Regions from separate parts of the Homo sapiens genome. Here all the other regions are linked to region 1. The links are chromatin loops, found by intact Hi-C in ENCODE. Cell type or tissue: PC-3. All regions are shown on one strand. Region 1 has its middle 110 kb from the start of LINC03005. Region 2 has its middle 66 kb from the start of PRL. Region 3 overlaps LOC105374971 (a long non-coding RNA gene). Region 4 has its middle 60 kb from the start of PRL. Region 5 has its middle 170 kb from the start of LINC03005. Region 6 overlaps LOC105374971 (a long non-coding RNA gene). Region 7 holds the start of LOC105374975 (a long non-coding RNA gene).

Region 1 (4,000 bases):
TGCAAAAGGTAACAGTGTCATGTTACACTCCCACAATCCTTTTAGGAGCATTCAATATAGAATTATTATAAGTTGTAGATAACTTTTGGAGCAGTGTTAGACCCACGGCCTACCTATATGAGAATGTCCTTCCCTTTTGATGGAGGTTTGTTTCCAGGACTTGTATCCGTACCATGTGACTCCACTCCTGACCACAGTGCATTGGATCAGCTGGGCAAATAAGATTCTCCCTCTAGGAATTTTGGCATATAGATATAGCAACCCCAGTAAGTTTAGACTATTACCAGAGATGATGAAAATTGTCATATCTTAGTACAAAATGGTGTCATTCTTCAGAGAAAAATTATTCAGACCTAAAGATGAGAGAGCCTGAGCAAGTTAAGGAGAAGGAGGAAGAAAGAAAGAGAGAGACAGAAACAGGGACAGAGACTGAGGATGAATATTATGAGAGAGAGCCTAGATTACTAGTCGCTTTCCATTTCCTGGTTCTAAACCCACTGCTGAAATATGTTTAGCTTCTGGATTCACCCAGAATAAAAGTGCAAATGAATTGCACATTCAAAGCTCCCTCTTATGGACCAGTTCTGGCTAATATTAAATTACATCTTTAATGGGCCTTCCTCCTTCAACCCTACATTCCCAACATTCATAATTTTTTCCTCTGCTTTAGTAATTTTTCAACAAGTCATTTCCTACTTATCTGTAAAGATCTGGATCAAATATCACCTCCTCTGTGAAGTTTTATCAAATTCTGTTAGGCAAAGTTAGTCATTGCTGCACCTGTGTTTTCACAGTACTTTCCACATTCCCGAATTATAACTATTTGCTTATGAAACTCCCATCCATCAAACTAGAAGGACTTGTGGGTTCTTGAATCTCCAGCATCTAGCAGTTTCTGGCACACAGTGGGCTCTCAATAAATGTTTATTAAGTGAATGAATCGATGCAGCAATTACTTCCTCTATGATGTTTTAAAACAACAAGACACTCCCAAAATCCTGTGTCTGTCCTCAATCTTTTGAAGGGAACTTTCCCTTTATAAGCAACTATTAGCTTTCTTGCTCTCCATCCATACTTCTCTTGAGGCAGGCTCATTCTAGAACACTTACTATTCTATAACTCATATATTTTTCATAAGAAGTGACTCAATCCTGCTTATAGCTAGGGTTCATTAGCAAATGAGGCTTTCACACTGCAAATATCACTCCTAGAGTGAGTTTACACTTAGAGAAGACATACAGAAAAATTAATTGAAGAGCTTCAGAAATTACTATAATTTGGATTTATTCACAGGAGTTAGCCTACTTTACTGTTCAACGTAGAAAGATATGTTAGTTATACCATGAAACATCAAACTGATTTGAAGAAAAGTATAAATTATAATACAGAATTTTTTAAAGGCCTAAATAAGCCTATAGCATATCAGAGCAGCAAGTGAAACGACTCAGATATCCTAAGTCTCAGCAATGCTCTTTATCACTTTGGAATCCAAATTTCCAGTTTCACTATTGTGATTTCAGAGGGTAGCTACATAACTAAAACTCATATGCAGCACATGTAGCTACAGGGCTTCTGCTGTCTTCTTGTTTCAAAGAGGCATGAGCTGTTGGCTCACCAGATTTTTAAATATCTATTGAGGGAAACAGAGAAACAAAGCAAAGGGATTTTTTTTAACTGCATGTATATGTGTGTCTGTCTGTTTCTCTACTGTGTGGGTGTGTGTATGTATGCAAAATTATATGACATTATATACAAGTATATATCCACAATAATATATATGTATGTGTATGTATATGTGTATATGTATATAAGTCTGAAAGTGTTTTTTTTTATTTTTTCCTCCAACCCTTCATAAGGTGAAGTTTCATCAAATCACATCATGTGACTCTCCAGGAACCTCACTGAACGGGTCTGACTCATCGTCTGGGAATTTTAAATAGGCATGTGCTTCCATGAGAGTTAATACTTAAAAATACACGTACACACAAACTGGCAGTGAAAGAGAGAAAAAAAAAAACAAAACAAGTGAAACTTTTGCTTGGCACAAACGCTCAGGTCAGACACTGGCCACTCAATATTTCACAGTTAATTACCAGGTGGAGTTACCTTTAGAGTGAAGGTGGTGGCTCCGTGCTCAGGGGGCAGAGGCAGTAAATCTATATTTATATCATTAAGTCAGCCAGGTTGGATTAAGCAGTGAAAGGGACTGCCCCTGAAATCGCTGACCCTGATTCCCCTCTGTGATATAAAATTTTCCTGAGAACCGAGGGCTGTGTCTGCCCACTAGTGGTCAGGTGGCAGAGCTGGTGGGACCCAGACATTCCCTAGAGGATTTTATGCCAAGTTCTATCTGGATCAGTTGGGAATTGGCCCTGGCCACCCAGTCTGCTTTTTAAAAAGCATTTCGAGATCTATCAACTCAGCCCCATGAGATAAGTCAGTAAGAATAACACAGGCTATGTCAATCTTGAGGGAAGGTTTCTGTTTGCGATAGTTACCTTAAACTCTTATTAATGACGAGTAACTGCACTAGGAACTAACATTTCTAATCTATTACCAAAAGATCACCTGAGTCAGTAACACTCAGTAAAGACTAATCACTTTTTTCTTTCTCTTCCCAGACCTTCATAGAATACCACAACGACGTTTTTCTATTTGAAAACTACGAAATGTTCTTCCATTGTTAAAAGAATTAATTTGGAAAACTTTAAGTTAGAATTAAAAGTCTTTTACTCAATTGGCCCCAAACTATAATTTCCTCTTTATCTTTATTAAGTTCCTAAATGAAATCTGTATTCTAGCTAAACTCAAACACTATTGTTAGCTGACTTTTCAGTTTTTCCTCCATGCTTTACTCATGACTGCCTACTTGAAGCACTCACCATGTTCTAATACCTACCCACCTACCTACTTACCTATACAAATATTACCCTTGATTCAAAGCCAAATCCTACATCATCAAACTCTGAAATGCCTGAGATTAGCATGTACTAAGTATATGAAACTTCCTATAGCCTCCTTTCATTGCCATATTTGTATCTCAAGCAATAACTTAGATATATGTCATCTCTACAGGAATTATGTCATATACTCCTTTTAACCCTTATAATGTCCGGTAAAGTTTTTTGTTGTTGTTGTTGTTTTTATTTGTTTCTGGTTTTTACCTTGGAAAAGGGTGTCCACAAATATTTGTTGAAAGTAAAACACAGAGATAAATCTGTGATTAAATTTATCAGTCAAGACTCAAATCCAACACAGTTTTATTGTGGTCCAACGTAATAGCACCAATAACAAAGCTACCCCTCCATGGGTTTAGTTTTCTCTATAACTCCTAGGAACATTAATCTTGCATTGTGGGTAGAAAAAGGCTGTTGGGTGGCGTATTGACTCCCTGATAAAGTATAAATTTTCTTCAACCTTCACATGAGTGTTAGACTTCATGATATGCAGATTTTCTCAATTTTAGCACATTTTAAAATAAAAACTGTTTGTATGAAATACCATTGGAAAACTTAAATAAGTTTTAAGGAAATTCAAATCCATGAGCTCATCCTTTTCTTTCACCACTTCTTTGTCCAGTGACATTAGGAACAACCAGACCATCTCATTATATTCACTAGTTTTCAAAAAATGTTCAGTAGCATCATACATAAAGTTACTGAGTTCCTTGATTCTTTTAAGTGAGTGATTAAGAAGATCCAAAGCAGATATTTTGTGTATCTCTGTTACCAATTCATGCTATGGACTATCAATTCTCTCCTTACTACTGAAAATAGAGACATGAGCATCTTTAAATGTAAACATATTAGACAGCCAATTCTGGAAACGCTAGAACCAATTCCGAAAATGATTCCTGAAATTCTCTTCCTCTAGAATCACTCTTGGTATTAAAATGTCTGTATTTGTTAGGGTTCTCCAGAGAAACAGCCAATAGGAGATATATATGTGTGTGTGTGTGTGTGTGTGTGTGTGTGTGTGTGTGTGTGTGACAGAGAGAGAG
Region 2 (4,000 bases), 470 kb before region 1:
AAGCCAAATGTCCATTAACAGAAGACTGGAGAAAATAATTTATATTCACAAAAAGATTATGTAATAATAAAAGCCAGTTACTATAACTACATGCAACTACATAGATGAAAGAAAAATAATGGTAGATGAAAGAAACATAATGGTAAGTGAAGAAAACAAGTCACAAAAGAAAGTATATCTTGTGATACAATTTTTTAAAACTAAAAAAAGAGAGATGGAATGGCAAAACAAAGCAACATATTTTTTCAGGGCTGCAAACATTGTGATTTTTTTTTAAAGAGGAAGGGAATTGTATAAATAATCTATTATTAAAATAATACTGCAAACCACCACCCCAAAACTCAGGAGCTTACAGAAAGTAACGTGTATTATATTATCGATCTGGCTTCCAAGTCAGCTGTGTCTGTCTGATCTTGCCAGTGCTTGGCTGATCTTGGCTGGGCTCTCTGTAGCTTCCGTGAAGCTACAGGCTGGCTGGGTGGTTCTGCTAATCTTGGCTGACACATGCTTATGGCTTGGCTGTTGGCTGATTAAGGATGGCCATGATTTAGGGTGACACAACTCTGCTCCACGTATCTGTCACCATCCAGCTGTCTAACCTGGCCAAGTTCTCAGGTCAGGGCCCAGAGGGAAAGAACAAATAAGGCTGATTCTGCCAGGGGGCACACAAGAACATGCGTGTGCTTTCCAAAGCTCTACTTGCATCTGATTTGCTTACAGCCCACTGGCAAAATCAAGTCACCCTATCAAGCCTGGAATCAGGGGGAGGGGTCCCCATAATGGTATAGAGCAAAGGACATTTGGGAGGCCAATAATTAGGGCTATTAATGCTATCAATCCACTGTGGGAATATATGATCATGACAACCCTTATCAGGGAGGCAGGGGGTGAACTAGAGAAGAACACACAGTTACTGGCAGGTTGTTGGTAATATTTTAATATTTTAATTCTTAAGCAAGGCAGAAGTTAGAGGTTTCACTTTGCAAATTATACTGTATAACTTACATACACATTACATATATTTTTGTATAAGCACAAAATCCTATATGTTTTTTAATTGGACAAAAAAAATTCCAAAACAAAGCAACAACCTTTCAAATGTAAGGAAAACAAAGAAAAGCTGAAGGGCTAATTTGGGAAGTCCAGTGGCAAATTGGGCCTTTGGATTCCATTTCCAGGTTCTGCAAAATAGGATATTAATTGTCTCCTTTTAATAGAAGATTGTGACTTTGACAAAGAAATCACTTATTAAAAGAAGTTGAAGGGCAGGTTTGCCAACTAGGGAGAATGATTCTCTCTTCTAGAGACCTCAGATCAAATTTCAACAATGTAGAAAAGCCACGTTTATTCTGCTCTACTTTCCTGTCTTTTATTGTTTGTTTTATTCCTGGAACAAAGACCACAGCTTGTCTTCGAAAGACTTCCATGTGAGTTTGAAAGGGTGTAGAATTTGGAACATGCTCTAGCTCAGATAAAACTCCTGATTTTTTTTTTTTTTTTTTTCAAAGCGCTCCTCAATCAGACCCAGATCTCAGACCTCCGGGGTTTGATTCATTCATCTCTAGCTAAGACTATGTTTTCTAGCCTCTCTCCAGAAGACTGGGAGATTCACTTTAAAAAGACGCTGCTGCTGCTGCTTTTTTTTCATCACAAAAGAATTAATGTTTTCACAGCCCTTTGAAGACGTGGTGTCACGCATGTGCTGTTATTAATAATAAAATACAGATCTGTTTCACACCATCTGAAAAACAGGGTTTTGCCACCATGAAAGAGCTTTTATTTCTACCAGGTCTTCATGATGCGTAGCCCAGATCCAGCTCAGCCTCAGACTGGGGAACCATGTCCCAGAAAATGGGTAAAGAGAGGAAACAGCTGGAGAGAAACAAAACAATGCACAACACCCAATACGTTAAAAAATAAAAATTCAAAGGAGGCTTTAATCACCATTGGAGATCATTTCCCCTGACTGCAAGCATTTTAGATAGAACTGGATTCAGCACCTGCTAAAGATGGGGCCTGGTGAGTGGATCCTGGATTCTTTATGGATTCTGAAGAAGGTAAACATCCCCAGGTTCATGAGCCTGTTCAGACAGGAAAGACAGTACTGATTGCAATCTGCTGTTAGTGTTTCCTTTTATATTTGTTCAGTGCTTTGAGTCATTCTTTCTCCTTTTCTTCTCTGAAACTACTAACATTGCTCCTCCAGTAGCCTTTTGCATTTACAAGCTACCTTGTCATGCCTTGGTTTTTGGGGAAGAGGAGATAGATGTAAAGTGAGGCTACTGTAAACAACAGTTCAATAGAGGCTTCAGAACAGGGTCCATTTAGGGAGGTGAGTGCAAACATTCCATGAAATAAAAAGAACCGCTTCTGTGAGCTCAACTCACAACAGGCACAGCCACTGGCAATAGCAGCCTGAGAAGGAGCAAATTTGAGAGCTGGGTCTGTTATTCTTATTTTTGTAAATCTTTGCACCTGTCTTTGGTGGCAAGATTCTCAACTCATTTCCCTTGTTTCTGTTCCTCCTCCTCCCTGCACTCCATGCCTCTCTGGGGTTCTGCTTGTTTTGGAACTAGTGATTCAAAATGGACTCCAACATTGTTTCTGAATCACAAAGCGTTTGCAGAAGAGGGAAGTATTTCTTGCTCCATTCCAAGCCCCAACACAGAAGGTGTTGTATGGAAAAGGGAGCTGAAGGGAGAAGAAAAAGAGGAGGAAAAAAAAAGAGGCAAAAGTAAAAAACTCAAGGAAATCAAGACCATGCTGTGCAAAATTGTTACAGCTGTTTCTGTTTTTATTGGCTGTTTCTTTTGGCTTCATTTTTCCAGCAACTGCAGTTCATGTGAGCAGGAAGGCATACAGCATGGCCGAGCTCCACGGTGGGCGGAGGGGAGGACAGAAAAGGGACTGAGAAAAGGATGGAAGGGGCTGGGTGTGGAGGTTATGAATTGTGGCACAGTGCTTAGAGGGGACACACATCAAAGCATTTCTTTTTTTGATAGTTTTGTGGAAGCCTTAGCAATAGAATTTAGAGGCATTTACTGGAAAGCTCCTAAAAGCATCCCATCTCCATGGCTGGATCAGATAGGTGGTCTGTTTAAGGCAGTATACTATCCTTGAAATGATGCTCTGATATCTGTGAGGAAATAATGTGTCAAGACACATCCCTTCCCCTTTCCCTCCTGGATAGTGATTCACCTAGACCAGTGCACAGGGCAGAACATACGGGAAGTGCATATTTTCCCTGGGGGACTCTATTTCTCATGGTTACAAATGGAATGAGTTATATGCCTGCTCAGTGACCCTATGAAGATATTGGCAGCTGGGATACAGCACCTCAGGGCTTGGAGCGAGTTGCTCACCCACCTTGATCCCCCTGCAAAGCAGCTGGAAGGTGAGCCAGAGACAGGCACATGAAAAAAGCTCACAATGAGTCTCTGTCTCTTTCTTAAAGCTTCCTATTAAATATGTGATTTAAATGACATTTTTAAGGTTTATAAGACTGCTTACATTGGAATTCTTGAATGTGATAGTATTTTTAACTGCACTGGCCCTAACACACACACACACGCGCACACACACACACACACACACACACGTTCGCACTGACTCTCACTCTTTTTTTTCTTTTTGAGACGGAGTCTCACTCTGTCACCCAGGCTGGAGTGCAGTGGCATGATCTCGGCTCACTGCAACCTCCACCTCCCGGGTTCAAGCAATTCTCTGCCTCAGCCTCCCGAGTAGCTAGGATTACAGGTACCCGCCACCAGGTAATAATTTTTTGTATTTATAGTAGAGACAGGGTGTCACCATTTTGGCCAGGCTGTTTTTGAACTCCTGACATCGTGATCCACCCGCCTTGGCCTCCCAAAGTGCTGGGATTACAGACTCTCACTCTTAATCAAATTAATTTTCCAAACTCTAAGGAAACATCTTTCTAAAAGTGAAAATTGTGTTCCAAATGAGGGCAAGTGGGTAAGAGAACTGGAAGTTAGAAGAT
Region 3 (4,000 bases), 360 kb before region 1:
AAAAGGAATGAAGTACTGATACATGCTACAACATGAATGAACCTTGAATACATTATGCAAAGTAAAAGAAGCCAGGCACAAAAGGATACATATTGTATGATTCCATTAGTATGAAATGTTCAGAATAGACAAATCTAGAGACAGAAAGTAGATAAATGGTTGGCAGAGGCTGTGGGGAGGGAGGCAATAGGGATTGGCTGCTAATGAGGATGGGTTTTTTTTTGGTAAGACAACTACTATTAGGTCCCTGCTCCAGTCTTTGTCTCAGAACCAAGTTTTGGTATCAAGACAACCAGAAAGAAATATCATCCTTCTGTGGCCTCACGCAGTGAAACTTCTGCGAGTGACAAACTTTCCCAAAGAACCCACGGTAGTCTTTGCATCTATATACTTATACTAAAGTTTCCCAAATAATTAATAAGCATTTCTCACCCACAGGTTACTCATCTTAGGGCTTAATTTGTAAAGCTTCTTGAAAGCTTTGGTATCCAAAGTGTGGCTCTAGGCCTACACGGCCACTGCTTAGAAGCATGTTACAAATGTAAATTCTGGGGCCTCACTTAGGCCTATTGAATTAGAGTCTGCATTTTAACAAGGTCCTTAGGTGATTCCTGAGCATCATGAAGTATGAGAAGCTCTGCTTTAAAGAACAGACATGCCTACACTGCCAGAATGTGATTCAAAGACCAAAATCCCACCTCTGCCAAATATTGGCCATGTAAATGTGAGCAAGTCGTATAGAGACTGTGAGCTTCAGTTTCTGCATCTGTAAAAGAGATCACATAACCAACAGCACAGGGTTGTTGAAGGATGATAGTAGAACCCATGAAAAGTATTTGAAATGGTGCTGGGTATACGTTGTCAAAGCAAGGCTGACCCTGTGTGGACGTGACTTTTGATGTCAGGATGAACTCCAGAGCAAGGGCAACCTCGTCTTTTTGGTCCTGCCCTGGGACTTCCCCAGGCCAGAGTGGCATGGGTGGCAGTGGAAGTGGGAGGTGAGGCGGTCATGCATTTGTGGTGGCCAGGGGCCTGGAAAATCTGATGTCAAGGAATGTCCCAGAAGCAGGAGGAAGGTTGACAGGGCTCAGGGAGAGACCCGCTTCCTTTAGCTTTATCAGTATATTCACACACAAGGATTTTTGCACATCTAGCCTCAAACCAAGGGACAGTCCAATGAGAGAATTGAAAAGGGGAAATGTAAGTCAGCAATAAAGGACTTAAAACATAAGAGAGAGAACTAAGAAGGTAGGAAAAAAGGAGTGATAACCACACCCAGACTCTAAAAGAGCTCTGAGGATAATCAGTTTAGCCCGCAGCAGAACCTATTGTACAGGCAGATCTTCCCGGTCTCTGCCCCTGTGGGGTTTGCAGGTGAATGCATTGATAGAGGGGGAATTTTCCTATTGCCACTAACAGGCTCAGGACACATTTTCAGAATGCATTATAAAAACAGCACTTCCTCAGCGTCCCTCACTGTGGTCACACTTCCTGATCAACATGGATTTTGTTATAATAGTTTCTCTCTGTTGACAGAAATGTAGCTGGCAAACTCAGGCAGCCTGCAGCTGGATCCTGAGCCAAAACAAACACACCCTTTGGCTCCTCCTAGCTCCAGATGATTGTAGTTTTTGACTAGGTGCCCTGGCAGCCTCCATGGCTATCATTGTTATTATTTCAACTTATTGTAAACTTTCTAAAATAATTCGAGTAAAGATATATATTCCATGATAGGACAAGGGTCAGCTAAGTTCACTGTAAGAGGAGAAAACACAGAGCGAGGTGTAAAGCTGCCTGGGGCAGTGTTCTTTAGAAATAGAGATTCATGACCTTCTAGATCCCCTTTCCAGTGTCCTGTTGCCTGAACTGTTTTTCACATTATAGGGGCGACATGATACACTGAGTGTAAAATATGCCAACATGATCTAGAATCTACTGGTTATTTTTGCACCTGGTTTTAATTCTGGCCACCAGAAAGTAAAATAAAATAAATAGGATCTTCAGTTTCATTTTTTAAAATTTATATTATTTCTTTTTTTCATATTTCTATTTCTATCTCTACTTTCGTTTTGACATTTCTATGTATTAGATATTACCATGAACTCCTGAAATTGTGGCAAATTGAGTGGGTAGTAGAGTTAAAGTCTCTCTCTGCCTTTTTCCAATCTGCTCTCATTTTCACTTATTTATGTGCTTCTTCCCCCTGTCTCTGACACACGCCAGTGCCTCCCAGACTCCTAAGCAGGTGTGTATGTGCTGGAAACTTCCACCAGGGCTTCCCCATTGTGTCCTAAATCCCACTTTCCGCCGCGCTGCTTCCTCACCCTCTCTGTCTGTTTCCTGCATCTATTTCTGTAACTTTCATTAAACACTTGTTGTCTGCCTTGGGTTGTTAAGATGCTGGCTTCTCTGACCAAAAGGTGTTGTCACTTTTAAATCTTCCTTGTTTGCATCCTCATTTGTCCTGGCAATGTTATTTTGCACTAAAGAGACTGTGAAGATGAGTTTATAGAATTCCTTAATTCCATGATATCTTGCTCTGGGCCACTAAAAGGGGGATGAAAGAATGTGATAATACATCTTTATTATTTTCCAAATGCTAAAAGAGGTAACCAAGCTCATGATATTTCATAGAAATCCTCTACTGAAGTAAACGGAGACAGTGCCACGCAAACCGACAATTAGTTCCCAAAGACCTGAGTCCTCAAGTTGGCTTGTCTTCCTTTTACTCTATGTCTTAAGTTTGTGGTACATATACACCATAGAATACTATGCAGCCGTAAAAAAAATGAGATCATATCCTTTCCAGGAACATGGATGGAGCTGGTAGCCATTATTCTTAGCAAACTAATGCAGGAGCCAAAAACAAAACACTGCACGTTCTCACTTATAAGTGGGAGCTAAATGATGAGAACATATGGACACATAGAGGGGAAAAACACACACTGGGGCTTACTAGAGGGTGGAAGATGGGAGGAGGGAGAAGATCAGGAAAAACAACAAATGGTTACTAGGCTTAATACCTGGGTGACAAAATAATCTGTACAACAAACCCCCATGGCACAAGCTTATCTATATAACAAACCTGAACATGTGCCCCTGAACTTAAAATAAAAGTTAAAGTTAAAAAATGAGCTAATTTAAATAAGCAACAATTATGTCATTTTGCCCCTCATGACCTATGGCTTTTGTCAACATCGTCAGGATATATGTCAGGTTTTTCCTTCAGTCAAAAGACAAAATTACAGCACATTTACTTGAACAATCTATTTTTTCATTATATTTTAAGTTTTCGGGTACATGTGCAGAACGTGCAGTTTTGTTTCGTAGGTATACACATGCCATGGTGGTTTGCTGCACCCATCAACCTGTCATCTACATTAGGTATTTCTCCTAATGCTGTCCCTCCCCTACCCCCAACCCCCCTACAGGCCCCGGAGTGTTATGTTCCCCTCCCTGTGTCCATGTGTTCTCATTGGTGAACAATCTATTTGGCTTGTAGTTGTGATTCTAAGATTGGGCAACATTGGCCAGGCGCGGTGGCTCACGCCTGTAATCCCAGCACTTTGGGAGGCTGAGGCGGGCGCATCATGAGGTCAGGAGATCCAGACAATCCTGGCTAACACGGTGAAACCCCGTCTCTACTAAAAATACAAAAAATTAGCCAGGCGTGGTGGCGGGCGCCTGTAGTCCCAGCTACTCGGGAGGCTGAGGCAGGAGAATGGCATGAAGCCCAGAGGCGGAGCTTGCAGTGAGCCGAGATTGCGCCACTGCACTCCAGCCTGGGCGACAGAGCGAGACTCCGTCTCAAATTAAAAAAAAAAAAAAATTGGGCAACACCTCATTCTACAAAACAGAATTCTATACAATAGAGAGTGTGTTGCAATGAGCTGAGCAGAGGAGAGTGGCTTTCAGTTAGAAAAAGGTTGAAGAAGGCAGAGACAAAGAATGAAAAGTGGATTGATCATTCCAGAATGACTTTCTTTATAGGTTTCAGCAG
Region 4 (4,000 bases), 590 kb before region 1:
GCAGAGTTAGTTTTGGAGTTTCTTTCCTTTCTCATAGGCCTTACAATATTTATTTAACATTTGAGATAACCTGAATGTATCTATTCTTGCAACCTGAGCATCCAGGATAACTCAGGCAATAACTTGTAAGAGAACAACACTCTTATTTTTTTAAAAAAGATGAATGGTTTAATCAGATAGATGATCACAGAAAGGTTTAAGTTAAAAGCAGATCCTAATTGCAATCTCCTTATTATTTACATGGATGTTTATTCTACTTATCCATTTACCAGCTGGAATTCTTAGACTCGGCCCCAGTGGAAAGGGCAAACTCTGATTGGAATATGAACACATTTCATGGCTACAGTAATATTTTTTACTGTACAATGGAGATACTCAAGGTATTCATTAGTTAGCCACATTTCTATAAAAGCCTCAGAATTAACCTCACAATATTGCTACAATATTGCTACATGGAAAAAGCTTGAAAGGCAGCTTGATCTTTTGGGAGGGGACATAAGCAATCTGGAGTTAAGGCATCTATAATTTTTTTAAGTCCCATAGGGGATTCTAATATACTCCCAGTGGTGAGAAACACAAGTTTAGATTGGTAGAATAAAACAATGTCTTTCAATATTTTTTCCCAATAATTATTCTAGCTATATGGTAGGTTTTCTTGCTCTAAGTTGATGTATGATATTAAAAGCATATTTGAAAGAATAAATGATTTTGCATAGTGATATGGTTTGGCTCTGTGTCCCCACCCAAATATCATCTTGAATTTTACTACCATAATTCCCATGTGTTGTGAGAGGGACCTGGTGGGAGAAAATTGAATCATGGAGGCAGTTCCCCCATACTGTTCTCCTCATAGTGAATAAGTCTCATGAGATCTGATGGTTTGATATGGTGAAACCCGTTTTGCTTGGCTCTCATTCTCTTCTCTTGTCTGCCACCATGTGAGATGTGCCTTTCAACTTCCACCATGATTGTGAGGTCTCCCAAGGCACGTAACTGTAAGTCCAATAAACCTCTTTCTTTTGTAAATTGCCCAGTATCAGATATGTCTTTATCAGCAGCATGAAAATGGACTAATATGCATTGTTTTAAATTAAATTTGTATGAATAGCATGGCATTTGCTTGGCATAGAGTAGAAAACCACATAAAAGAATATAGCATGTTTTATGGGATATCAGCATATGGGGCATGCCAAGTTGAATTTCAGACCGGAGTTAAGTCAAGAGGAAGATGGCAGTGTAACTGTCTCAGACTGTTATATGCCAGAGACTACACTCCTGAGTTTCATAGTCAGTTGTTGCAGCACAACTGCTATGGTTTAAATGTCCCCTCCAAAACTCATGTTGGAATTTAATCCCCAATGTGGCAGTATTGAGAAGTGGAGTCCTTAAGAGATGATTGGGTCATGAGGGCAGGATTAATCCATTCATAGATTAATAAGCTAATGGATTAGTGGGTTATCATGGGAATGGGACTGGTGGCTTTGTAAGAGAGGAAGAGAAATCTGACCTAGCACACTCAGCCTCCTCATCATGTGATGCCCTGAATCAACTTGGGAATCTGCAGAGAGTCCCCACCAGCAAGAAGGCCCTCATCAAATGTAGTCCCTTAACCTTGGACTTCTCAGCCTCCATAATTTAAGAAATAAATTCCCTTTCTTTATAAATTACCTAGTTTCAAGTATTCTGTTATAAGCAACAGAAAACGGACTGAGATAACTACTTAAGAAACATCCTCATTAAATTGCATGAAGGGAGTTTGCAAGTGGTGGCTTGGAGCACTGCTAGCTGACAGGCACAGAAGTCATGCTTATTGTAACACAATTCTGCTGGGCAGGAAGGAGGACAACCCAAGCCATCTGCTGCACATCACGATGAGGGGAATGACCAAACGCTAGTTGAACAGATGAAATAACTGAGAGGCAGCCAAGCTGTCTGGTGGTACAAGACTGGTGAGTAACAAGAGCAAACAAATCTTCCTAGACATGGAATAGACAAGAAGAGGAGTGATGACTCACTGAAATAGAGGCTGTGGTTTGATTCTCCATACTTGGGAAAGATCAGGCTGTGCTAACCTGCTTTCAGATTCAGAGAGGTGCAGCAAACTTGCATGGGGTAGGGCTGAGAGTCCTGGTGAGGAGCGTACTGACATAAGGGACCTGAACACTTCCTGAAAAGTGGCACATTCCAAGGGACTGAGAGAATCCAGGATTTGGAAACATAGGGTTTTCTCTGCATTTGCCATTACCTGGTGATAATGACCCGAGGGTGGGTTTTCACATCAAGTCAGATGAGTGGTGTCTTTTGGAAAAAGAACAGCCAAGATCTGGAGGAGCTAGAGCTTCCAAAGAGGCACAAGGGGGAACGGTGCCAAGAGTGTGAGTCTGAGATTTCTCACACAGATTCTGGGGCCACCTATTTTCTTAACACCGTCTGTTTTGTTTATGTTCCTCTACTGCTTTCCACTGATGCTTCTTTCTTACAGAGGAAAAATGCAAAATCCTGTGTCAGTGTATTTTACTTAAATGATAAGTGATTCAGATGGGCTGTGTGATGTTACTCATTTCAATATTAATGGCATCAGAGTGATTCAATAGATAATATTTTCCTAACTTATCTGAAATAGTTATTTGGAATTGTTCGCACAGTTATTTTATCAAGATTTTCTATTTATGGCGTAAAACATAAGGCAAGTAAGATAAATCATTTCATATTGATGAGGAAAATAAGAAAAAGGCTCTGTAGTTTTATTTTCTTCCCTTGGACTTTAACACTTTCAATGAAAAGACCTCAAGGCATATGCTTCTTTGAGATAAAATACATTTTGCATCACTGTCTTTCCTCTCACATCATGGGTCTCTGCCTTCACCCTCTCAGATGGTGGCTCAGAGGCATGTCTTATCTCTTCCAAACATGCATCATGCCATGTTATATTTCTTAAATGAATGAAAACCTTGTTTAAACAGGGGAGCAATATAATGATCACCTCACCTGTTTAAATGACTGTATGAGTATGCTTTGGTCATCATCATTAAAAATGTGTTTACTTGGCAAGTTCTACTGCTTTATGAATTACTCTACAATAATTCTCCCATAATAGTTATTAGTCAATGAAAATGTAGTTTAGTGACTATTTCATGTATTTTAAAATTCAAGGCAACAGTTTAATAAAATGAAAAAGGAATGGGTTTTGGAGTTAGAGCTTAGTTCTGATTCTAGGTTTTCTATTTACTTCTTGTGTGACCTTGGGCAAGATATATGACCTCAGATATGAAGAACTCAGATGCCTCATTTATGAAATGAGAATAAAACCTACTTTGTTGGGTCACAATGAGAAAAAGGCACTAGGTTAAAATACCTGGCAGGGTTCTGGCACAGAGTAGACGACATAAAAATAATTTTTTGCTTCTTTTAGACTTTTCGTTTTCCTATTTTAAATCTTCTACTTCAGAATTCGCCGGAGATGTTTTATTTTATTAGATTTAAAGTTGACTTTGTTCGCATTTTGCAAGAATAAGTCAAATTTGCGTTTTCTTAAGATACAAGATACCAGACATTGAGAATGCAACCATGGAGCTGGTGAGTCAGGGCAAGTTTTGGCTCTGGTGATATTTCTCTTGCCTTTTTGATCATTTAACATCTTTCCATTTTAATTTCAAATTCTCCAAATGTTAGCAAAACTAGCACTTTCCAGTTCTTTACAAAACCGTTTAGAATTTATATTCTAGAGAGGACTAAATGGGTGGCAACATTTTGAATACTTGCAAAAACAGTTTGACAAGTTCAGTTTAAAGAAAAGGGACACGAGTAATGGGCATGCAAACAAACTTATGGGTACAAATTCAAGCTGCTTGCCTTTTTTTCCAGAATGACTGGTTTGCAGTTTTAAAAGACCCAAACAAAGAACCCTTTCTATAGAGAATAATAACTTACAATATCACTGTGGTCGGCAGGTCAGCTGGGGAAGGGGCTAGGTAACAGAGAACATGTTACTGGGCTTCGT
Region 5 (4,000 bases), 59 kb after region 1:
AATTGCAAATGGTTATCAACAGCATAAATCTCACATTAGTATGCTAGCTTCAGTGAGATTTGTTTGTACTTCCCACCTTTAATACTACGGATGGTTTAATACTGAATAATCTTTATATTTCAATACTTTCAGCTGCTTTTTACCTTTTTAGGTTTTCTTATCCAAAGTTTTCCCTGCAGCTTTGTAAGCATAATAAATCTATCGGCCTCCAAAGCCCACCTGACTTGAGACGTGATGGAGTTGGTAGGTTCACCAATTGAGTATAAGACTAAAGATTTCTTTCCTTATTCCTTTTCCAACTTTCTCCCATTGACTAATGTAATTTATATGCATGTGTATTCTGTGAGCATATTCAAACCTGAAATTTATGCTTTTGAAAAAATATAGCAATGATCAGGTTTACCTCTCTGATAACTAAATATATACTCATAATCATCAAACATTGCTAGCTCAATCTGTGCTACGCATATTCCTCCTATTAGGAAGACGTGCAGATGTTTTTGGTTATTAATCAGATACTAGATAAACAAAAAATTATTAGGAGATAGAAAATCAATTAAGTGAAAAGGAGAGTGACATCTATGCCTATGAAAGCAAGTCAGAGTTTCCTTATATGAACATAATAAATACCTAAAATTTTATCTCAACAGTTCTTTTTACCAGTTTTGAAAAAAATCCCAGCAAAATAAGTATATTGCTTAAAAATTTCATTATAAAGACACTGATAAAGGCTTACAAAAATTAAGTATACAGCATATTTTCAAATTAATCTTAACTTATATTAATCTGTTTATGTTTTTATAGAGCATTTTTCTAAGATAGTATGTGTATTAGAGAGAGAGAGAGAGAGAGAGAGTGTGTGTGTGTGTGTGTGTGTGTGTGTGTGTGTATAGTATGTGCTTCAGTAAGAAAAGACAGATGCAAATGTTAGTAGTGTGGTCCAAAACAACAATGTCCAATAATAAGGGATAATTAAGATGACTATTTTTGTTGGGGAAAAAATAATGCAGACATGGTCATCTTACTTGTTATTTATTATTAGATACTGAAGAATGTTTGACTAAACTTGCAAATGAGGGTACTTTGATGGAGTAGACATTTCAACTCACGTTCTTTTTTTTTTTTTTTTTTTGAGACGGAGTCTCGCTCTGTCGCCCAGGCTGGAGTGCAGTGGCGTGATCTCGGCTCACTGCAAGCTCCGCCTCCCTGGTTCACGCCATTCTCCTGCCTCAGCCTCCCGAGTAGCTGGGACTACAGGCGCCTGCCACCACACCCAGCTAATTTTTTTTTTTTGTATTTTTAGTAGAGACAGGGTTTCACCATGTTAGCCAGTATGGTCTCGATCTCCTGACCTCATGATCCTCCTGTCTCAGCCTCCCAAAGTGCTCGGATTACAGGCGTGAGCCACCGCGCCCAGCCTCAACTCACATTTTTAAAAATCTTTTCAAACTACATTGCTTTTGTTGAATAAAGATGTTCAAAACATGTAGGATGGCTTAGTAAAATAGACGTTAATAGAAATGGTCATAAAAGAAAGGTATAAAAAATACACTGCTTTTTTAGCAACCACATAGATCTTTAGCGGATATTTAATTCGTATTTTGGGATAATCTTTACATGAAACAATGATACTCTTTCACAATCTCCACGTCTAATTATAGTACACCTACTTAGATTTTGAATTTGGCAAATATGTCATATTTTGTTGTAAAGCATGCCTTCCTCGATTCTTTTATTTGCTAAGGGTTGGTTCTACTTTTAACAGTAGTTCCCAAGGCTGACTGCATATTAACATCACCCGAGAAGCGTTTACACAAAACGAATGTTTGCACTCCTACACAGAGCTATTGATTCAGAATATCTGAGGGGTGAAACATGGGAATTAGCATTTGAATTAATAATACACACTTTAACTGAAGTAGAATATGCATACAGAAGAATGCAGCCATCTTACATGTGCAGTTTAAGGAATTGTCACAAAGTGAACACACCTGTGTAATCACCACTCAGATTAATAGTATATCACCAGCACGCTAGGAATCCCATTCATTTCCTTTTGCAAATAGCCATTAGTACCTTTGAAAAGTCCCTCAGGGGTTTCTAACATATAGTTAACAATGAGAACCACCGTATTACATGCTAATTGTCTTGTATACCAATCTCTCTATTTTGATGGAGTTGTGAAGAAGAGGAAATAAATCAAACACATACTCTGTGTTGGTGGTTCCACAAGCATTATCTTATTTTATCTTTAAAACAACCATTTAGAATAGTTAGCATTACATCCCTTCAGATAAATGAGGAAGCAGAGGCTGAAAGAAATGACTAATTTGTGAAAGTGGTACCATTGAAATGAGAACACTGGAATGCAAATCCAGGCCAGCTTAGTGGTTAAAAGATCAAAGTGGATCAGGCTGACTTAGGTTTGAATACCAGCTCCACCACTTCCTAAATGTGGGACTTCGCGTCGATGGATTCAGTTTTATTATTAATGAAATGGAGATCATAATGCATTCTAACTCATCTAATTGCCATAAGGATTACATGTAAAGGACTTCAGTGCCTTATAACTATTATTATGGCTAGCATTAGTCTTTTATCTTATATCTGATTCCAGACTTAACTTTTCCCACTGCCTCAAATGGCTTCTTGTAAAAAGCCAAAGTGAAGAAGCCCCGTTTGCAACTTCTTGCCATATCTCTTGGTAATTGGTTGACTTAATTTCTTTGAGGACCATCAGAAGATTGAGTCATATGGAATGGGAGCCAGAGAAAAAGATGATCACAATGTATACACTAATAAAACTAATGTGTCTCCAAATTGCAAAAACACAGGAAAAATGGAATACCTATTATGCCCTTGCCAGATTAACAATTAGGTCCACTGATTTAAATTTAGAAGGACATCATTTGAAGAGATGTCCAGGTATTAAAGAAAAGTATGTTAAAATATTAATTATAAATGAAACTTATCATGCTGCTTTATAAGTTTACATTTCTCTCCTTTAATGGAATGTAGATAGAAATATAAAAATATATGTGAGTGTATATGTATATGTATATACACATATCTTCATAAATAGGTAAACTTATAAATAGGTAAGGGAACCAGGTTAATTAAAATAAATCAAGGGGATTGCCTCTCCTTGTCCCTTGAGACTGAGCTAACCAGTCTACAGGAGCTTTAAAAAGTCAAGTGATACTTAGGTGAGGAAAATAACATTATGTCACTGTTGTCCTTTCAGGTTAGCAAACAAAAGCTGGATACCGCAAATTACATAAGTTTCAGCCAGATATCTTTGCCTGACTAAATTACAATGTTAGGGAATTTCCACTACAGTCCTGGGATGTGCCCTGCCAATACCCTGCTTCCTAATTAGACCTGTTACCTCACTTGACCTACTCTTCCTGCTACTCATATAATTCTATTTAAAAAAAAAAGAAGAAAAAGAAAAGAAATAAATGAGAGTGATTAATGATCTCGTTGGACATGTATTTACCCTTCTACTTTGCAATGTGGGGAGGCAAAGATTAACAGCCTCCTTTAAGATTTCTCCAGCTAGATCAGTCTTGTGCTCTAGGAATTTCATAATTAAAACAATATATTTGTGGAAAGAGCTGTGACTAAGAATCAGCAGAGCTGTTTCACACCTGACTCTGACAGTTAAGTCTGTCAGGTCCTCTGGGTTTCGGCTGCCTCATGTGTAACAATGTTTCTGTTACCTCAGTTTCTCTGTGTGATTTGACTTTGGAAGGTTGAGGACAATATCTAAGAGATGCCACAGGGTTTTGTTCTGTTTATTTGCGGTGGTGTTTGCTTGTCTGTCTTTAAAGCTTTAGGTTTATGTCTATGTTAAAACTGGAATTTCCCAAACAAGCAAGGCAGAGAATGGCCAAATAATCACAAACTCATTGTAATCTTATGGTATCAGTACATCTTAAGGATATCCACTCACATACAGCTATTAGCAAGTTTCAATTCTGATTAAATTCCTCTTAAT
Region 6 (4,000 bases), 380 kb before region 1:
GAAGGTCTCCATTGTCTTCCCCTTGGCCTTCTCCCCTGAAGCAGGTCACAAGGCCCTCATTGCAGAGGTGCCCTCCCTATACCTGGAGGAAAGGAACACACGTATCTCTGAAGATTCAGGGACACAGAGAAGAATCTGTGTCTTCTTTGAGGAAGACATTCATAGATTCTGTCTTCTGTGATTGAAGGCAGAATCCGTGTCTGTCTTCTTCAAACAGGCCTTGCTAGGTACCCCCAGTTATTACCAATAGACCCCCATATTTGTCCAGTCATGCTTTTCCATGACTGTCCACTTTATCAAACCTAGCATAAAAATACATAGATTTTCCTGCTTTTTTTTTTTTTTTGGCTGGCAGGGTGAGGGCTACTTTCCTTTTGAAGGCCCCTGTGTCACATAAAACTTATATTAAATAAATTTGTATGTTCTTCTCTTGCTAACCTGTCTTTTGTTATAGCTGCCTCAGCTGTGAGCCTACAAATAGGTGAGGAAAGAAATCTTTTTCCTCCCACAAGTGCTTTAGAATATTGAACCCAATTTCCTCTCAAAAATCTGATATACCTTGGTTATTTTTGATTGTCATTATTTTTATTGTCATTTAAGAATATAAGATTGGGGTAGATTAGTTGTATTAATGACTCCAATTCTTCACCCCTCCCTGTGGCCATGCTTTGGGCTATGTGACTTGGCAGTTCTCACTACAAGGGTGGAGGCTATTTCCCTATCCTTGAATCTGAGCTGGGCTTGCAACTTGCTTTGGCTAATGAGACTTACTTAGCAGACACAGCACAAGCAGAGCTGGAAAACACCCTGTGTATTTCTGCTGGCCTCTTGCTCCTCTGAAATTGTCAGGAGAACATGCCCAGGCTAGCCTGCTGGAAGGCAAGCCACGTGGGGGAAAGTCAGATCATCTCAGTTGTCCTGACTGATGCCATCCTCATTACCAGCAGAGGGGTGAACTACAGACATGCTAGTGAACCCAGCTAAGACCAGAACTGTCTGGCCAACCCTGTCTGAGCCCACCAAAATCGCTGACCTGGAGGCTTGTCAGCAAAGTGCTTATTGTTTTAAACCATTGAGTTTTGGGGTGATTTGTTATGCAGCATTGTTGTGGCAATAGAAAACTGATACAAGGCTAAGTTCTAATTTTTTTTGTTTGTTTTTTGTTTTTTGGGTTTTTTTCTTTGGGACAGGATCTTGCTCTGTTGCCTGGGCTGGAGTGTGGTTGTGTGATCTCAACTCACTACAACCTCCACTTCCCAGGCTTAAGCGATTCTCCCACCTCCCAGTTAGGTGGGCGTGGTGGCATGTGCTTGTAGTCCCAGCTACTAGTAGCACACACCACCACGCCTAGCTAATTTTTGTATTTTTTGTAGAGATGGGGTCTTGCCATGTTGCTCAGGTGGGTCTCAAACTCCTGGGCTCAAGTGATCTTCCCACCTTGGCCTCCCAAAGTGCTGGGATTACAGGCGTAAGCCACCATGCCTGGCCTAAATTCTTCTTTGTAGCTTTGTGATTTCTTCATAATTTTCTTCAGTTATACGTATTTGTATGTCTAATGGAAGCCAATGGGAAAATTGTAAAACACCGGGATGCAGTGGCTTCCAGCACTTTGGGAGGCCCAAGAGGGCAGATTACAAGGTCAGAAGTTTGAGGCCAGTCTGGCCAATATGGTGAAACCCCGTCTCTACTAAAAATACAAAAATTAGCCAGGTGTGGTGGTGGGCATCTGTAGTCCCAGCTACTTGGGAGGTTGAGACAGGAGAGTCGCTTGAACCTGGGAGGCGGAGGTTGCAGTGAGCCAAGATTGCACCACTGCACTCCAGCCTGAGCAACATGGTGAGACTCCATCTCAAAAAAAAAAAAAAATTGTAAAACAGATGTTTGGATATTAGTAACTTTTCAAGAGACTTTATATTCCATGAAATGTGATATACCTAGTGTTGAACACTGGACGTTTCAGGGGAAAAAACTTCCGCTTTTCCCCATAAATATGAGAAAATACATAGTTTGTTCCAATGATTTCTTTTGTTTACCTGTGAAGAAATTGAGATGACCACATGACTATGTTCTAGAAATGAAAATGCCATATGGGGAGAGCACAACCATTTGCTTTTTAATGACAGGTGCATAAAACTATGCTGGTTCGAAACATTATTGCATATAAACCCATGTTACTTTTGTTAGTTATAAAGAAGGTTTCTCATAGTCCTACTCTTTTAGAAAGGTATCTGCCTTCTTAAGCATGGAAACATGACTGCAGTGCCAAGTTTGACAGCTGATTCTGTATAACCACTTAATTCCACATCCTTGGAAGGAAGTGACTCTAAAAACAAACAAATGGACACGCTCTGAGTTATACAAGTAAGCGTGGCATACATAACCAGCAAAATCACCATTGTTTGAGTATTACTTACATCTTTAACTAGTTTATATTAAAGACAGTTGTGAGTTTATTAAGAGAACATTAGGTTTAATTGGGATTTTTTTTTCTAGCTACTCACATGGCCTTCTCTCTGCCATGAGTCCTAGAAGATGGGAAAACTGCCTAAGCAGTAAAGCCCTCCAGCTCTCAGGGAAAAGGTAGCAGAAGGAGAATATAGGGGAAGGAGGCCATGGGATATGTGAGAGTTCCTGGCTGACTTTGAGGGTTGCTTTATTTTAACACAGCCCATGCTATGTAGGTCATGGCAATTGAATATATAAAGGTGGCCTGCTTCTCCGAGGAGTGATTCCCTTTATCCCGCACACCATCTCTGTGGGATATACATCAATTTACAGTGTCTTTAGTAGTTAGTCAAAGATTCATCTTCATCTTTCGGTAATGTTGAAGCGATTGTTTCATAGACTATGCCTATGAGAGAACAGCATACAACATTTAAGATGATTCCTTCAAAGAAATTTTACTGGCTTGAGAAAAGTTTTATTATATCCATGAACAAGGCCAATTAATGGTATTATCATGATTATATTGCATTTGCATTTATTTATTTGTCCTATGAGAAAGATCAGAGACATGTATACCAGAGTGGTTTTCTCTGTGTGGCAGGTTTATCACTGTTTCATTAATCTTTTGTGTAACGTTTTGAATTTTCCAATTTGGGAAAGTAAATATATAAGAATATATTATTAGAAAAATCAAAATATTAATTAAAATATTCTGGTTTAAGGTACACTTTGAGGACAAGGAATGTGTCTTATTTATTTCTAAATTCCTAACACTTCAGTACTCGGTGCTTGGGAGGTGGTAGGGGAAAAAATGTCAAAAAACCACATTTGATGAATGAGTGACTGAAGTCGGATTCAGCAGGTTGAATAGGGCCTCAGTTGATGAGACAGAACACCAGTGTTATCTTAAGGTGCAGTTATTAAAAAGCAGGAAATATTTTTTAATAGTTACTGTCATTCTTATTCTAAAATAAATAGCTACCTAGGAAACACTTTCATCAGACAGTTGATAACCATTGGATTGTCTCTTGCTCTTTTTAAAAAATTTGTATGACAAGCATAATTATTTCTGAATCCAGCATTTTCCTGTCATACTCTAATAAGTATACAATATAAGAGGGACTGTGAATAACCCAAAGAGAACCAAGGAAGCATTTATTCCTATTTTGATGAAAATTTCATTCCTTTCCTACAAGAAGTGTTCCTTGATTACTGCAATGACTTTTCTACTTAACTGTCTTCACTACCTATTGTCATTCAGCCAAACAATATGCCAAAATCATACTTTGTTTTCCATCTGTTCACTTTGGTGTGGTTCCCCCAGGCAGGAGTCATGGCATAGAACTTTATTTTTCTATCATAAAGTGGAAGCTCGTCTGTGGACTAACATGCATGCAGTGGCTTTGCTATGCATAGAGCATTCATGTGAGCGTTTTGCATGTGTTGGCTCATACCATTCTCTCAACAGCCACAGGAAGCATGTGATTCTTCTTCCTGTTTTCCAGATGAGAAAGCTGGACAGAGAGGTTAAGGATCTTGCCAAGGTCACATAGCT
Region 7 (4,000 bases), 590 kb after region 1:
TATAATAAGACACACCTGTAATATAAGTTAAAACATTTATAATAAGATATACATTACAAGGACCTTTTGACATTACAAAGAAAGAAAAGGTACATATTAGTGATAATTTTAACAAGTGGATGTATAAACCATATATTTTCTCACATATGCTAATTACTGTACTATGAATAGCCAATGACTGATTGCAAAATATTTTGCAGATGTCAAATCTGTGCAAATACTTATCATCCTAAGTATTTCAAAAATGATAGTCAAAGGCATAGACAGAAAAAAGAGAAACACTCCAATTATGATTAATAAATGAACAAAGGAAATACATTACCTATGAAACACTAAAAGCAAATGTGTTTTTTATTACATCTAATGAGACTATGACTGATAATATAGGAATCTAATATGGCAAGCTGCCTTTAATTCACAAACAAACAGGGGAGTCATGCTGTTTATTAAAATGCTATCTGTGAGGAAAGCCAAGCTGGTAAATGTATGTCATGCCAAAAATGACACTGTTTTGAAATTTATGAAGTATCTGTAAAATGTATGGAGTGGTGTTTTAAAAGAAAAAACTACATTGTCTATAAAAATATTACTACTTTTGATCATCTCTTTGATATGTTCAGGTGTGTTAGGTTAATCCAGCTTTAAAATTAGGTAAAGGAAAGAAGAAACTTCTTTATTGAGCACTCTGGATGCCAAATGTTATCAATAGGTGACCTATCCCCCCCCCCCCCCAATCTATTTATTCATCTATCTATCTTGTATTTATCTACCTTCTCATGTCTGTGAGGCAGGTATTATTCCCCACTATTAAAGATGAAGACACAGCAGCGATGGCCCATAAAACCTTGTCTAATGTCACCAGAGCAAACTGGGAGCTTGGACTCAGACCTGCTGGTTTCCAGCCTAGGTAACTTCTTCTGTGATGACAGCTTTGTTTGCAGTGATGACCACATTGCATCATGATGGTCTTTTTGGCTGCTACCCTCTCCAACGGATTATAGGTTCTTAGTTGCAGGGGTAGTCACATAATAATTATGATATCCACATCCACCAGCAACATGGCTGGCACATAGCAGGCCCTCAGCAAATACATGTTTAATTGAACTGAAAACATGTTGCCTGCACTGGTTTCACAGCATTATAAATCCAGATATTTCAACAGTCTACATCTTGCAAAATACAGTGAAATGGAGACAAGGACTGGTGTGAACTAACCTAAATGCTATGTGGTGGCCAATTCTTTACCAGCATCCTCATTATTAAGTTAAACATCACCTGACATCAACTCAATTCACATGAGAACAAGGGGAACTTTCACCCATTACTTTTTTTATTTTGGCAAGTGTGGTTTCCATGTCCTTTTTTTCCACCCAAATATTTATTTCCCCAACACTAGGAAAATTGTATTTCTCCTGTTTCCAAACAATAGTAGTCACTGGTTCAGCTTGTTACAATTTTATATCTTCACAATGTGCTAGTATGCCTGAAATTCACACAAAGTAAATAAATTCTATTAGCACGAGGTAGTTATTTTTATCATCCCGGTCATACATGTAAGGAAATGTTACAATTCACAGTGAATGTTGCTGGCATGCAGACAGAGACCACAGGAAACAGAGATATATTTAAACTGACAGGGGCTTTATGCCTTAAGCTTTATCAGGACATACAGGGGAAAGTCCCCTTTTTAACTAGAGTTCATTGCCCTGACTTGTACAAAAAATTATTTTCCCTGTAGCTACCCCTGCAGGCCAGTAAAGTAAAAATTTAGCTCAAGTAAAAATCATCACCAAGGCCTCCCTAGGACCTTCCAGTCTGTAATTTTTTGTTCCCACTGGCCACCAGCCTACTGCTGGATACCATACCAATCAGAGCAACAGAAGGACACTGGAGAGGGAATAAATGCATTTTCTCCTTTTCCCCTTAACGAACAACCCCTCTCTTTTAACATAAGGTGAGGATATTAAGCTGATAGTTTTCACATTTACCAATCATCAAAAAAAATTAAAATTCCACTGTGTCTGTTGGGATTGAAGCTAGAAAATGACTTTATTGGCCAGGTGCAGTGGCTCATGCCTGTAATCCCAGCACTTTGAGAGGCTGGAGGATCACTTGAGGCCAAGTTTGAGGCCAGCTGGCCAACATGGTGAAACCCCATCTCTACCAAAAAATACAAAAATTAGCTGAGAGTGGTGGCACACGCCTGTAGTCCCAGCTACTTGGGAGGCTGAGGAAATAGAATCACTTGAACCCAGGAGACGGAGGTTGCAGTGAGCTGAGACGGTACCACTGCACTCCAAGCCTGGGCAACAGAGCAAGACCTGAAAAAAAAAAAAAGAATGAAAGAAAGAGAGAGAGAGGGAGAGAGGGAGGGAGGGAGGGAGGGAGCGAGGGAAGAAAGGAAGGGGGAAAAAAAGAAAAGAAAAAGAAAAAAGAAAAGAGGACTTTATTTCTAAAGTAAGTAAACAGCCCTGAACAGGAGATGGCAAACTATGGCTTCAGGCCAAATCTAGCCCTCCACCTCCTTTTGTATGTTTCACAGACTAGGTTTTTTGTTGTTGTTGTTTGTTTCTTTTTTAAAGGATGAAGAAGGTATGAGCTGTTAAGGCGTTTACATGATCACATTTAATCTGGCTGTAATCTAAGGCCTTGACTCTTGACCAGGGAACGGAAATTTTTTTTTTTCTGTAAAGGGCCAGATATAAAATATTTTCAGTTTTTTAAACTATACACATTTGCATATTTTTCTCCCGCCCCCAAACCCTTAAATAATGCAAAAAAAAAAAAAAAATTGCTGGGGGCTATACAATATCAGAAAAACGTCTGTGGGCCAGATTTGGCCAGCAGGCAGGTTTTTGCTGGTCCCTGGCCTAAGGAATGGTTGACCTCAAGATAGAATAGAAACTGAATCACCACATGGAGGAAAGCTCCCCACCAACCAAGGATTCTTCACATCAGCAGCCTCTGCCATGGACCATTGTGTGACTGAGAAATAAACATCTTCTGTATTTGAGCCAGGATGTATGTTTAGGTCTAGGTGTTACAGAAGCTAGGTTAACCTAACTAATACAGAGAAGATAGCTAAGGCAGGGCATCCGAAAAGATGACAGGTAAACACAAATCTGAAGGAGAAAGCCAGGCAGATGTTTGGGAGAAGAGAATTACAAGCAGAGGCCCCAGAGTCAGGAGCACATCTCTAGTGTTTGAGGAACAGAGAGAAGCGAGTGAGTCTGGATTAGAATGCTCAGGAAGAAGGCTATGGGGATTTGAGTTTACAGAAGAAAGAGGCAACTAAATTTTGTAGAACCTCACAGATTATGGCTTGGTTTTATTTAGAGGGAAACGGGAAGCTTCTAGAAGGTTCTGAGTTGAGTAGTGACATGACAATGCTGTGGTAACAATGGTTTCACTCTGACTGCCTTACTGAAGATGCATAAAGGGGATCTCTGGTGGAATTGGGAGACCAGTTAGGAGACTACTGCAATCATTCAAGAGAAAGATGATGGAGACTGGGAATAAAATTGCAGCAATGGAGAAGGTAAAGCCCACAGGACGTGCTGAAGATGGGGTGTGGCATAAGAGAAAAAGAGAGAACTTCAAGATGACGTCATTTTTCTTGTCCTGGGTAAAGTTGATATTTACTGAATTGAAAACGAATAGAGAAAGAGGAGGTTTGGGAAGTATAAGGTGCTCAGTTTTCTGTATGTTAAGTGTGAGATGTCTGTTAGAAATCAAAAGGAGGTCACATTAGCAGTTGGATATGCAAGTCTAGGATTCAAGGGAGAGGCTAATGGGATTCCTGTCTAATATATGTTCTTTTCTGCACTACTCCTATGACAATTTTTATTGCATTGGTCTATATATTTGTTGCATTATTTTCCTCTCCTAGTTTGCTTACTCACTGAAGAAAGAACCAATTATTAAAAACAATTTTGTATACTGTATGGCACACAGTACAGGTAATAAATGTTTAAAAAAATAAATTAATAAGTGTATTTAG

Evidence for each region. Peaks named below come from ENCODE experiments on the same cell type or tissue, not always from the same donor. Only the 100,000 strongest peaks of a DNase experiment are listed, where the experiment ranks them.
Region 2: it touches region 1 in a loop (17-fold over the local background); 3 of 110 quality-filtered maps call a loop at or near these places.
Region 3: it touches region 1 in a loop (4-fold over the local background); 4 of 110 quality-filtered maps call a loop at or near these places.
Region 4: a loop joins it to region 1, with 5 times the contacts of the local background. A loop is called at or near these places in 5 of 110 quality-filtered maps.
Region 5: it touches region 1 in a loop (2.2-fold over the local background); 13 of 110 quality-filtered maps call a loop at or near these places.
Region 6: a loop joins it to region 1, with 6 times the contacts of the local background. A loop is called at or near these places in 2 of 110 quality-filtered maps.
Region 7: a loop joins it to region 1, with 4 times the contacts of the local background. A loop is called at or near these places in 5 of 110 quality-filtered maps.

The regions. Positions count from the first base shown.
Region 1 is chr6:22,826,356-22,830,355 of GRCh38, forward strand. No RefSeq gene overlaps it. Among named protein-coding and RNA genes, the nearest start is that of LINC03005, 110 kb to the left of the region's middle. In PC-3, CTCF peaks have their summits at 2,291 (motif pointing left) and 2,490; DNase peaks (open chromatin) are centred at 826, 1,916 and 2,246; H3K4me3 peaks cover 952 bases; H3K27ac peaks cover 2,969 bases.
Region 2 is chr6:22,361,251-22,365,250 of GRCh38, forward strand. It overlaps a transcript of LOC105374971 not described here. Among named protein-coding and RNA genes, the nearest start is that of PRL, 66 kb to the left of the region's middle. In PC-3, no CTCF peak of the experiment used is centred here; DNase peaks (open chromatin) are centred at 1,311, 2,231 and 3,271; H3K4me3 peaks cover 1,124 bases; H3K27ac peaks cover 3,600 bases.
Region 3 is chr6:22,469,676-22,473,675 of GRCh38, forward strand. The region is part of intron 4 of LOC105374971 (a long non-coding RNA gene); the gene reads left to right. Among named protein-coding and RNA genes, the nearest start is that of HDGFL1, 98 kb to the right of the region's middle. In PC-3, a CTCF peak has its summit at 1,619; a DNase peak (open chromatin) is centred at 1,546; H3K4me3 peaks cover 263 bases; H3K27ac peaks cover 459 bases.
Region 4 is chr6:22,234,869-22,238,868 of GRCh38, forward strand. No RefSeq gene overlaps it. Among named protein-coding and RNA genes, the nearest start is that of PRL, 60 kb to the right of the region's middle. In PC-3, no CTCF peak of the experiment used is centred here; a DNase peak (open chromatin) is centred at 2,073; H3K4me3 peaks cover 529 bases; H3K27ac peaks cover 2,561 bases.
Region 5 is chr6:22,885,026-22,889,025 of GRCh38, forward strand. No RefSeq gene overlaps it. Among named protein-coding and RNA genes, the nearest start is that of LINC03005, 170 kb to the left of the region's middle. In PC-3, no CTCF peak of the experiment used is centred here; no DNase peak of the experiment used is centred here; H3K27ac peaks cover 2,245 bases.
Region 6 is chr6:22,442,238-22,446,237 of GRCh38, forward strand. The region is part of intron 4 of LOC105374971 (a long non-coding RNA gene); the gene reads left to right. Among named protein-coding and RNA genes, the nearest start is that of HDGFL1, 130 kb to the right of the region's middle. RefSeq lists enhancers at 1-576, 360-860, 861-1,361. In PC-3, no CTCF peak of the experiment used is centred here; a DNase peak (open chromatin) is centred at 2,304; H3K27ac peaks cover 814 bases.
Region 7 is chr6:23,412,625-23,416,624 of GRCh38, forward strand. The region is part of intron 4 of LOC105374976 (a long non-coding RNA gene); the gene reads right to left. It overlaps LOC105374975 (a long non-coding RNA gene), which reads left to right and starts at 3,451. Exons shown (of 3, transcript XR_001744048.2): 1 at 3,451-3,538. RefSeq lists an enhancer at 1,621-1,850. In PC-3, a CTCF peak has its summit at 1,749 (motif pointing left); a DNase peak (open chromatin) is centred at 1,667; H3K27ac peaks cover 948 bases.